Regions from separate parts of the Homo sapiens genome. Here region 2 is linked to region 1. The links are chromatin loops, found by intact Hi-C in ENCODE. Cell type or tissue: heart left ventricle. All regions are shown on one strand. Each heading gives the region's core, and the rest is flanking DNA. Links, peaks and the distances in the headings are about the cores only.

What was found. Peaks named below come from ENCODE experiments on the same cell type or tissue, not always from the same donor. Only the 100,000 strongest peaks of a DNase experiment are listed, where the experiment ranks them.
Region 2: it touches region 1 in a loop (12-fold over the local background); 3 of 110 quality-filtered maps call a loop at or near these places.

What each region holds. Positions count from the first base shown.
Region 1 is chr17:58,094,904-58,099,306 of GRCh38, forward strand. DYNLL2 (dynein light chain LC8-type 2) reads left to right here. Exons shown (of 3, transcript NM_080677.3): 3 at 1-639. Among named protein-coding and RNA genes, the nearest start is that of DYNLL2, 14 kb to the left of the region's middle. In heart left ventricle, for the core only: no CTCF peak of the experiment used is centred there; no DNase peak of the experiment used is centred there.
Region 2 is chr17:58,166,799-58,171,201 of GRCh38, forward strand. It overlaps OR4D2 (olfactory receptor family 4 subfamily D member 2), which reads left to right and starts at 184. Exons shown (of 2, transcript NM_001004707.4): 1 at 184-255; 2 at 2,840-4,318. The coding sequence starts at 2,858. The coding sequence ends at 3,781. In heart left ventricle, for the core only: no CTCF peak of the experiment used is centred there; no DNase peak of the experiment used is centred there; H3K27me3 peaks cover 2,587 bases.

The DNA.
Region 1 (4,403 bases), core at 125-4,124:
GTTCATTTGTGCTGTAGCATTTATCAGTACTTTGTTCCTTTTTCTAGCTGAGTAACGTGTGGGTATATCACATTTTGTTTATTCATCTGTTGAGGGATGTTTGGGTTGTTTCTACTTTTTGACTATTGTGATTAGTGCTGCTATGAACATTGATGTACAGATTTTTGTGTAGATATGTTTTCAATTATCTTGGGGCATCTTTTATTTTTAATGTCAGTTTTCTATTTTTAAAAAATCTAGACAGGTTGGCAAATCATTTCTGTAAAGAGTCAGTAAATATTTTAGCCTTTGTGGTCCATGACATTAGGTATACAGATTACAATTTCTGAACTCTGCCATTCCAGTGTGAGAGCAGCCATAGATAATATGTAAACAAATGAGCATGGCTATGTTCCAATAAAACTTTTAAAAAGCAGGGGACAGATTGGGCCTGTGGACCATAGTATACCAACCCTTAATCTAAATGACACATTCACATGATACATTATTCTAAAGGCACAAAAAGCAAAAATTCTCCCTCCCACCTCTGTCTTCCAGCTACGGGGTTACCTTCCTTGAAGCAGTTAATGTTATGAGATTTTGTGTCTCCTTTTAGACACAGTTAATAATGAGCATTAAAGTGGCTATATACTATTCCAATGTGTTGCAGATAGTTTAGTCAACACAAAAGAACGGACATATCTGAGGGTACACCCTAAAAGTCCTTGAGGAACAGAACCCTAAAAGAGAGAACACCTGCCTAATCTGACTCCTCCATCAGAATAATCTTTTGAACTCCTGAGATTTGCCCAGTCATTTTGGGGCCATGTCTGATGAAAGCTTGGTGATCCCTTTTGGGTCAAAAACAAGCTCTGACTGAAGAGATGCAAGATTTTCTCAGATGATTTGTGTGTCAGTCAGAGTTCCGCCAGAGAAACACAACCAGTAGGATATATTCTATCTTGTCTGTCTTCATATCCATGTATCTGTCATCTACCTAGATTTAATGCAAGGAATTGGTTTATGCAGTTGTAGGGGCTGGCTAGGCAAATCCAAAATCCACAGGGCAGGCCGTGTGGAAGGGAGGTCTGGAAACTCTCAGACAAGACCTGACATTGCAGTCCACTGGTGGAATTTCTCCTTCTTCAGGGAAACCTCAGCTTTCAACGGAGTGGATCAGACCCAACCATATTATCCAGGATAATCTCCTTTACATAAAGTTAACTGATTGTAGATGTAAATTACATTTACAAGATACCTTCATAGCAACACCTAGGTCAGTTTTTGAATAACTGGGTATTATAGCATAGCCAGGTCAACACGTAAAATTGATCACCACAGTCCATGTCTTGTTAACTTGGCACCTGTACACATTTCCTTAAACCATTTAATCTCCCAATAAAGACAATAACAAAGTAAAACTTCTGCCTATCATGACACAGCTAATCTGTGTACAACTGAAAATATGCTCTTTTCCTGGGAGAGAATTCACAGTCCTTGACTGGTGTTCACTTTTATCCTTGATAATCCAGTAACTTTAATAATATTATGTAAATGTAGCTATTTTAATAAATTTTATGTTAGATGACAAGGGGATAAGAGAGGGAAGAAAAAATACATAAACACAAACATTCATAACAAAACAATGAATACTCATAATAATTATAGTACTAACTTCTGCAACTGTTCACATGATGTGTTTTATAACTACCGGTGTTACAAAATTACTGGTTATAGCTGGTATGTGTAACTACTTTCCTTCACGACTTATTCCATATTTTCTTTGCCTTCCTCATGAAACTCAGAGCTGGTTGTGGTTCTTTGCCTGGTGGGAGGGCCCCAAACTTTCATTCCTGAAGGGTCTGGGAAATTAGAAGTCTTACCTGCATTGGTTTATTATAGTTTTCCACTGGTTTTAATCACCATAGGGCATGGTAGTACTACGAGATGACCTAAGGGATCTCTCGTATTCCAGACATAACTTTTCTTCCTTTCATTGTTTAGTAGCAGCCTAATTTCCCTTTGGTAGTCAGGAGGAATCACCCTAGCCAGTGGAGTAATTCTTCATTGCAAAATGACCCATGGCAGTCTTAACTTCCAGTTCAGTGAAATAATTGTGACTCCTGGTGAAAGCATTCCTCCCTTTGGAATGAAGACCTCCAGATCAGCAAAGCATAAAGCCACAGGGATGGGAAGCAAAGATTTACCAGTGGACCACTAGGGGTAATAGTGAGTTGTGGGTGCCGTTTCATTTCTGCTACTGATCCCTGGAACCATGAATCCTAGCTATGCGACAAATAGTACCATATGTGGGATGCTGAGTTGGAGTATATATGGTCTCCTGAAGGACATTGTCTCAACCCTGCAAGGTGTTGCGACCGAGCTGGCACTGTAACTAGATCTTCAAAAGGCCATTCCGCCTTTCTATCAAGCCAGCTGCTTCGGTATGATGGAGAACATGGTAAGCCATGAGCACGGGCCCATTGCTGTACTTCACTTGCTGTGAAATGAGTTTATTCATCAAAAGCACTGCTGTGTGGAAAAAGTGGTGGTGGATAAGGCATTCTGGAAGTCCATAGATGATAGTTTTGGCAGAGCATTAAATGCAGGGAAAGTAAATCCAAATCTAGACTGTCTGTTCCAGTAAGAACAAAGTGTTGCCCTTTCATGATGGAAGGAGTCCAATCAACCTGCCACAAGGTGGCTGGCTGATCACCCCAGGGAATGTTGCTGCAGCTCAGTATTGGTGTCTGCTGCTGGCAGATTGGCAGATTGGGCACTCAGCAGTGGCTGTACTCAGACTGGCCTTAGTGAGTGGAAGTCCATGTTGCTGAGCACCTGAATACCTTCCATCCCTGCCACCATGTCCACTTTTCCAGATTCCTATAGAAATGAAATTGTACAGTAGGTAATTCTTTGGGGCTTTGGTTTTTTTTTCACTCAGCATAATTATTTTGAGATTCATCCATGTTGTTTTTCTGTGTATCATAGTTCCTTTTTAAAATTGCTGAGTAGTATTCAATTGTATGGATATACTAAAGTATATTTGTTCCTCAATTAAAGGACATTTGGGTTTCCATTTTGGCAATTATGAATAAAGCTGCTATAAACATTTACATACAGATTTTTGTAGGTTTTTATTTCACTTGGATAAATAACTAGGAGTGGGATTGCTGGATCTTATGGTAAGCATATGTTTAACTTTATAAGAAACTGCCAAACTATTTTCTAGAATAGCCACACCATTTTGCATTTCCACCAGCAATGTATGGGACTCTCAGTTACTCCTCATTCTCGTCAACACTTGCCATTGTCAGTTTCTTTTTTAAAAATTTTAGCTATTTGAACAGGATGTGGTGGTATCTAATTGTGGGCTTTTTAAATACCACATTTTTTAATTAAAAAAATTTAAATTGGCTGGATGCAATGGCTCACATCTGTAATCCCAGCACTTTAGAAGTCTGAGGCAGGTGGATCAATTGCACTCAGGAAATTTGAGACCACCCTGGGCAACATGGCAAAACTCTGTCTCTCCAAAATTAAAAAAACTAGCTGGATGTGGTGGTGTGTGTCTGTGGTCCCAGCTACTCAGAAGGCTGAGATGGGAGGATTGTTTGAGCCTGGGAGGTTGAGGCTGCAGTGTGCTGTGATGGTGCTAGTACACTCCAGCCTGGGTGAAAGAGCAAGACCCTGCCTCAACAAACTAAATTAAAATTTTATTTTTGAATTGACAAATAATAATTATACGTTTTCATGGAGTACATAGTAATGCTTTGATATGTATAATGTGTAGTGATCAGATCAGGGTAATTAGCATATCATCATCTCGAACATCATTTCTTTGTATTGGGAACGTACAATATTCTCCTTCTAGCTATTTGAAACTATATATTATTGTTAACTATAGTCATCCTACAGTGGTATTGAACACTAGAACTTATTCCTCTTATCTAGTTGTAATTTTGTATCCTTTAACAAATCTCTCCCTCTCCTTCCCTTCCCCCACTCATTGTGGTTTTAATTTACATTTCTCAAGTGACTAATGATGTTGAGCATCTTTTCAAGTGATTATTTGCCATGTATATATCTTTGATTAAGATCTTTTGCTCATCTTTTTACTGGGTTGTTTGTTTTCTCAATGTTGAGTTTTAAGAATTCTCCATATTTTCTGGATACATGTCCATTATCAAATATATGATTTGCAAATATTTTCTCTCAATTGGTGGCCTGTCTTTTCATTCATTTAACTATCTTTTATATAGCAAAAATGTATTAAATTTTTATGAAGTCCAATTTATTCTCAATTTTCTTTTGGTGTTATATTTAAGAACATTTTGCATAACCCAAGGTAGCAGGGATTTTCTCCCATGTTTTTTCTAGGAGTTTTAAAGTTTTACATTTTACGTTTAGATCTATGATCCATT
Region 2 (4,403 bases), core at 117-4,116, 72 kb after region 1:
GACCAGTGTTTCCTCAGCTGCACAGAGATCAGCTGTAAGAAAGATCTTGCAACACCTGCTAGAGGGTGGGAGTAATAAGCAAGTGACATAGACCTGACGATAGTAAGTCTAAAGGATGAGCAGAGACTCAAGAAAAACTGCAAGGGGAATGTGATGTTGAAAACGGATGCCTCCGATTACATAGGAAAACAACAAAGCACAGAATTCGCCCTATGAGACTTAGAGGGAGGATGCTCACAGCAAAGGACATCAACGGTGAGGAAAATCACAAGATTCTCGACATTGTCACATAAAACAAAGTCACATTTACCTGCTAATATATTAAGTTGGCAAACATTTCTGAGCAAGTGCTAAATCAGAGATGCTGTCATAGACTCTGGGCTTACTAAGTTATTGAATTTACAATCTAGTTAAGAGAAGCAATAGAAAAAATGATAAATGCTATAATGGAGGTATTTATCAAATGCTATTGGAACACAGAGAAATAAGGAATTAATTCTGCATGAGAGAAATGGGGGGAGGAGTCAAAGGGAAAGTGATATTTCTCTTATCGCCTCTAGGTTGAGAAGGTAGCAAAAGGCATTTCAGGAAACAGGATTTATTACCAAAGATATGAAAATAATGAAATATACTGCCTACATGGAAGCTATGAGTTCTTTGAACAGCAATCAGTTCCCAGGTGACAGTGATACTGATTAGAAAGGTATAGGGAGGCTATTTTTTATAGTCTTGTATGAAATGCTGAGAGAGAGTTGCATGCACGTATGTAGGTATGTTTTTCCACCCTCAGTTTATCCACAGAGCATTTTAGGTGGCTTCTGAGAGTTTGAGTTTTAAGCTGTGAGCAAATCAAATATTATAACAATGAGGAATATGATCACATCTGAGTCAGAGGGGTCTCATGGACAGCTGTGTAGAAGGTGTCCTGGAGTGAGGCCAGGCGCGGTGGCTCATGCCTGTAATCCCAGCACTTTGGGAGGCGGAAGCGGGCGGATCACGAGGTCAGGAGATCGAGACCATCCTGCTAACACAGTGAAACCGTGTTACAAAAAAAATTAGCCGGGCGAGGTGGTGGGCGCCTGTAGTTCCAGCTACGCGGGAGGCTGAGGTAAAAGAATGGCGTGAACCCGGGAGGCGGAGCTTGCAGTGAGTGAGCCGAGATCGCGCCACTCCAGCCTGGGCGACAGCGAGACTCCGTCACAAAAAAAAAAAAAAAAAAAAAAAGAAGGTGTCCTGGAGTGGAAGTAAACTGAAGGAGCAGAATAAGATTAGAATGACCTATAATATTGTAGATAATAGATTGCAATAGGCCAGGTAAGAGAGGGTAAGAGAGATTGAGACAGGGCAGGGGGAGGGGGGAGACCACTGACCCCCTCCCCTGTCACCCTCCATCTTCTTCTTCTTTTTTTTTTGTTTTTGATTTTTTGAGACAGAGTCTCGCTCTGTCACCCAGGCTGGAGTGCAGTGGCATGACCTCCACTCACTGCAGCCTCCAACCAGCTTCAAGCGATTCTCCTGCCTCAGCCTCCCAAGTAGCTGAGATTACAGGTGTGTGCCACCACGCCCGGCTAATTTTTTTGTATTTTTAGTACAGATCCGGAGTTTCACCATGTTGGCCAGGCTGGTCTCAAACTTCTGACTTCAAGTGATCCATCCGCCTCCGCCTCCCAAATTTCTGGGACTACAGGCGTGAGCCACCTCTCCCGGCTCCTCCATCTTCTTCTGTCCCTTTAGTCCCGTTTTCTCCACCTCCCCAGCACTTTTCCACTTCCTTTACCTTCACTTGCTCTATTCCTTCATCTCCCTTTATTCCTTTGTCTATTTCTATTTGTTTTCTTTCAACAACTTCCTTTGTCTCCCACCCTTGGATTCAGTAACATCTTGTAAAATTCCTGTTTCATTCAGAAGCTCTCTGAGTCCCCTTCATACAATATTCATCATCTATTTCTCAATCCAATGACTCTCCCTCCCTTTTCTCCCTCTTGTCTCAGCACCACCACATATGCCTCACTCATAAGGGGCCGCCCACAGTGGAGGGCAGGGGAACTACTGGATGTCTCAGGCATCCAGCTGCATCCAGTGTCTTCCTTGTGCTGAACTTGTGCACCTGATAGCTATTCACCCATGCAGCAGTCAACACCAAGAGCTTTTTAAGTTAACTGTCATTAAGAATGGGTACTGCAGGGCACAAATAAATTGTGAGATCCAGATATAGGCTTTGGACTTAATAGTTGAATTGTGGAGGGAAAATATAGACAAGGAAAATCCATTAACACGATGATGTATTAAATGTCATGTGAAAAATAATTGGCAAAGAATCTTATTACAGAGTGGAAGAGAGGATATCTTTAGATTAAGAGAATTCACACAGGTGAGTAATTGCCATTGATTATTCCATACACTGTTTTAGGAACTTTATATCTATCATTCTACTTAAGTCCTCAGAAAATTCTACAAAGCAGGTATTTTTATTTCTACCTTACAAATTCCCGTGAAAACTGAGGCCCAGAAAGATTAAGTAAGTTACTCATGGTCAAATCACAATGAAATGAAAGACCTGAAATTTGACTTCAGATGTATCTGACTCCAAGTGTCTTCCCACCACTATATGAATCTTTGAAAGGCAGGTTGTATATACTTCTGGATGGCGTTAAGATTTCAGGAATGTATATTCCAGCACCCACTTGTAAACGATCCAGAGACAAGACAGCACCTAGTATAATGGTCTACACATAAGGATGCTCATCATATGGGCCTAAAACCTTGGTTCTGAGCCCCTGAGCCCTGAAAGGGAAAGTAGTGACTTCATGTATCTGTGTCTGTGGTTCATTTTCTTCAGGTGTATGGAGAAAACACCATGGAAACAGGGAACCTCACGTGGGTATCAGACTTTGTCTTCCTGGGGCTCTCGCAGACTCGGGAGCTCCAGCGTTTCCTGTTTCTAATGTTCCTGTTTGTCTACATCACCACTGTTATGGGAAACATCCTTATCATCATCACAGTGACCTCTGATTCCCAGCTCCACACACCCATGTACTTTCTGCTCCGAAACCTGGCTGTCCTAGACCTCTGTTTCTCTTCAGTCACTGCTCCCAAAATGCTAGTGGACCTCCTCTCTGAGAAGAAAACCATCTCTTACCAGGGCTGCATGGGTCAGATCTTCTTCTTCCACTTTTTGGGAGGTGCCATGGTCTTCTTCCTCTCAGTGATGGCCTTTGACCGCCTCATTGCCATCTCCCGGCCCCTCCGCTATGTCACCGTCATGAACACTCAGCTCTGGGTGGGGCTGGTGGTAGCCACCTGGGTGGGAGGCTTTGTCCACTCTATTGTCCAGCTGGCTCTGATGCTCCCACTGCCCTTCTGTGGCCCCAACATTTTGGATAACTTCTACTGTGATGTTCCCCAAGTACTGAGACTTGCCTGCACTGACACCTCACTGCTGGAGTTCCTCAAGATCTCCAACAGTGGGCTGCTGGATGTCGTCTGGTTCTTCCTCCTCCTGATGTCCTACTTATTCATCCTGGTGATGCTGAGGTCACATCCAGGGGAGGCAAGAAGGAAGGCAGCTTCCACCTGCACCACCCACATCATCGTGGTTTCCATGATCTTCGTTCCAAGCATTTACCTCTATGCCCGGCCCTTCACTCCATTCCCTATGGACAAGCTTGTGTCCATCGGCCACACAGTCATGACCCCCATGCTCAACCCCATGATCTATACCCTGAGGAACCAGGACATGCAGGCAGCAGTGAGAAGATTAGGGAGACACCGGCTGGTTTGAGAGTGACAATGGTAGGTTTCTTCTCTTTGGCTTTGTTTTCCCTTTGTGAAGTGGAGAGGGAGCTACTACCTTTGCTCTCTTCATAGTGTGTTGAGGTTCATCATAGCAGGGAATGAATTTTGAAACTAAGCAACTTCGTGTTTTAGGAAAAAAGAAAGTATCCTCTTTGGTGGTTAAGGTTTGTGATAAAGAGTTTTAACACACTCGCAACAATGAGAATTGTTCACATGGCCCCTGAAAACCACACCTTCCTTTTCACCTTCTTGGTGGACAGTTTCCTGTTGACAGCATTTCCCCTGTGCGAACATTTCTATTTTCCGTATTTTGAGCTCTCTTCCCAATATTTCCTTTTGGTGTGAGTCTGGGTTGTTGGGAACAGCACAGAATTTGGAGTCTTAAGCTCTAAATTAGAGGCCCTGACCCATCATTGACCAAACTGATGACTTCGAGTAAGCCACCCAGCTTTTCTTGGCCTCATGATTTCTCCCTCACCAATTTGCTTAAATTAGTATGTGCCCCTAAAATATTCTATGTTTGTTATGAGATTCAAATAAAAAAATTTTGTGATAAAACAACAAGTAAATCATATAACTATATGTTATCTTCCAAGCTTTTAAAAATG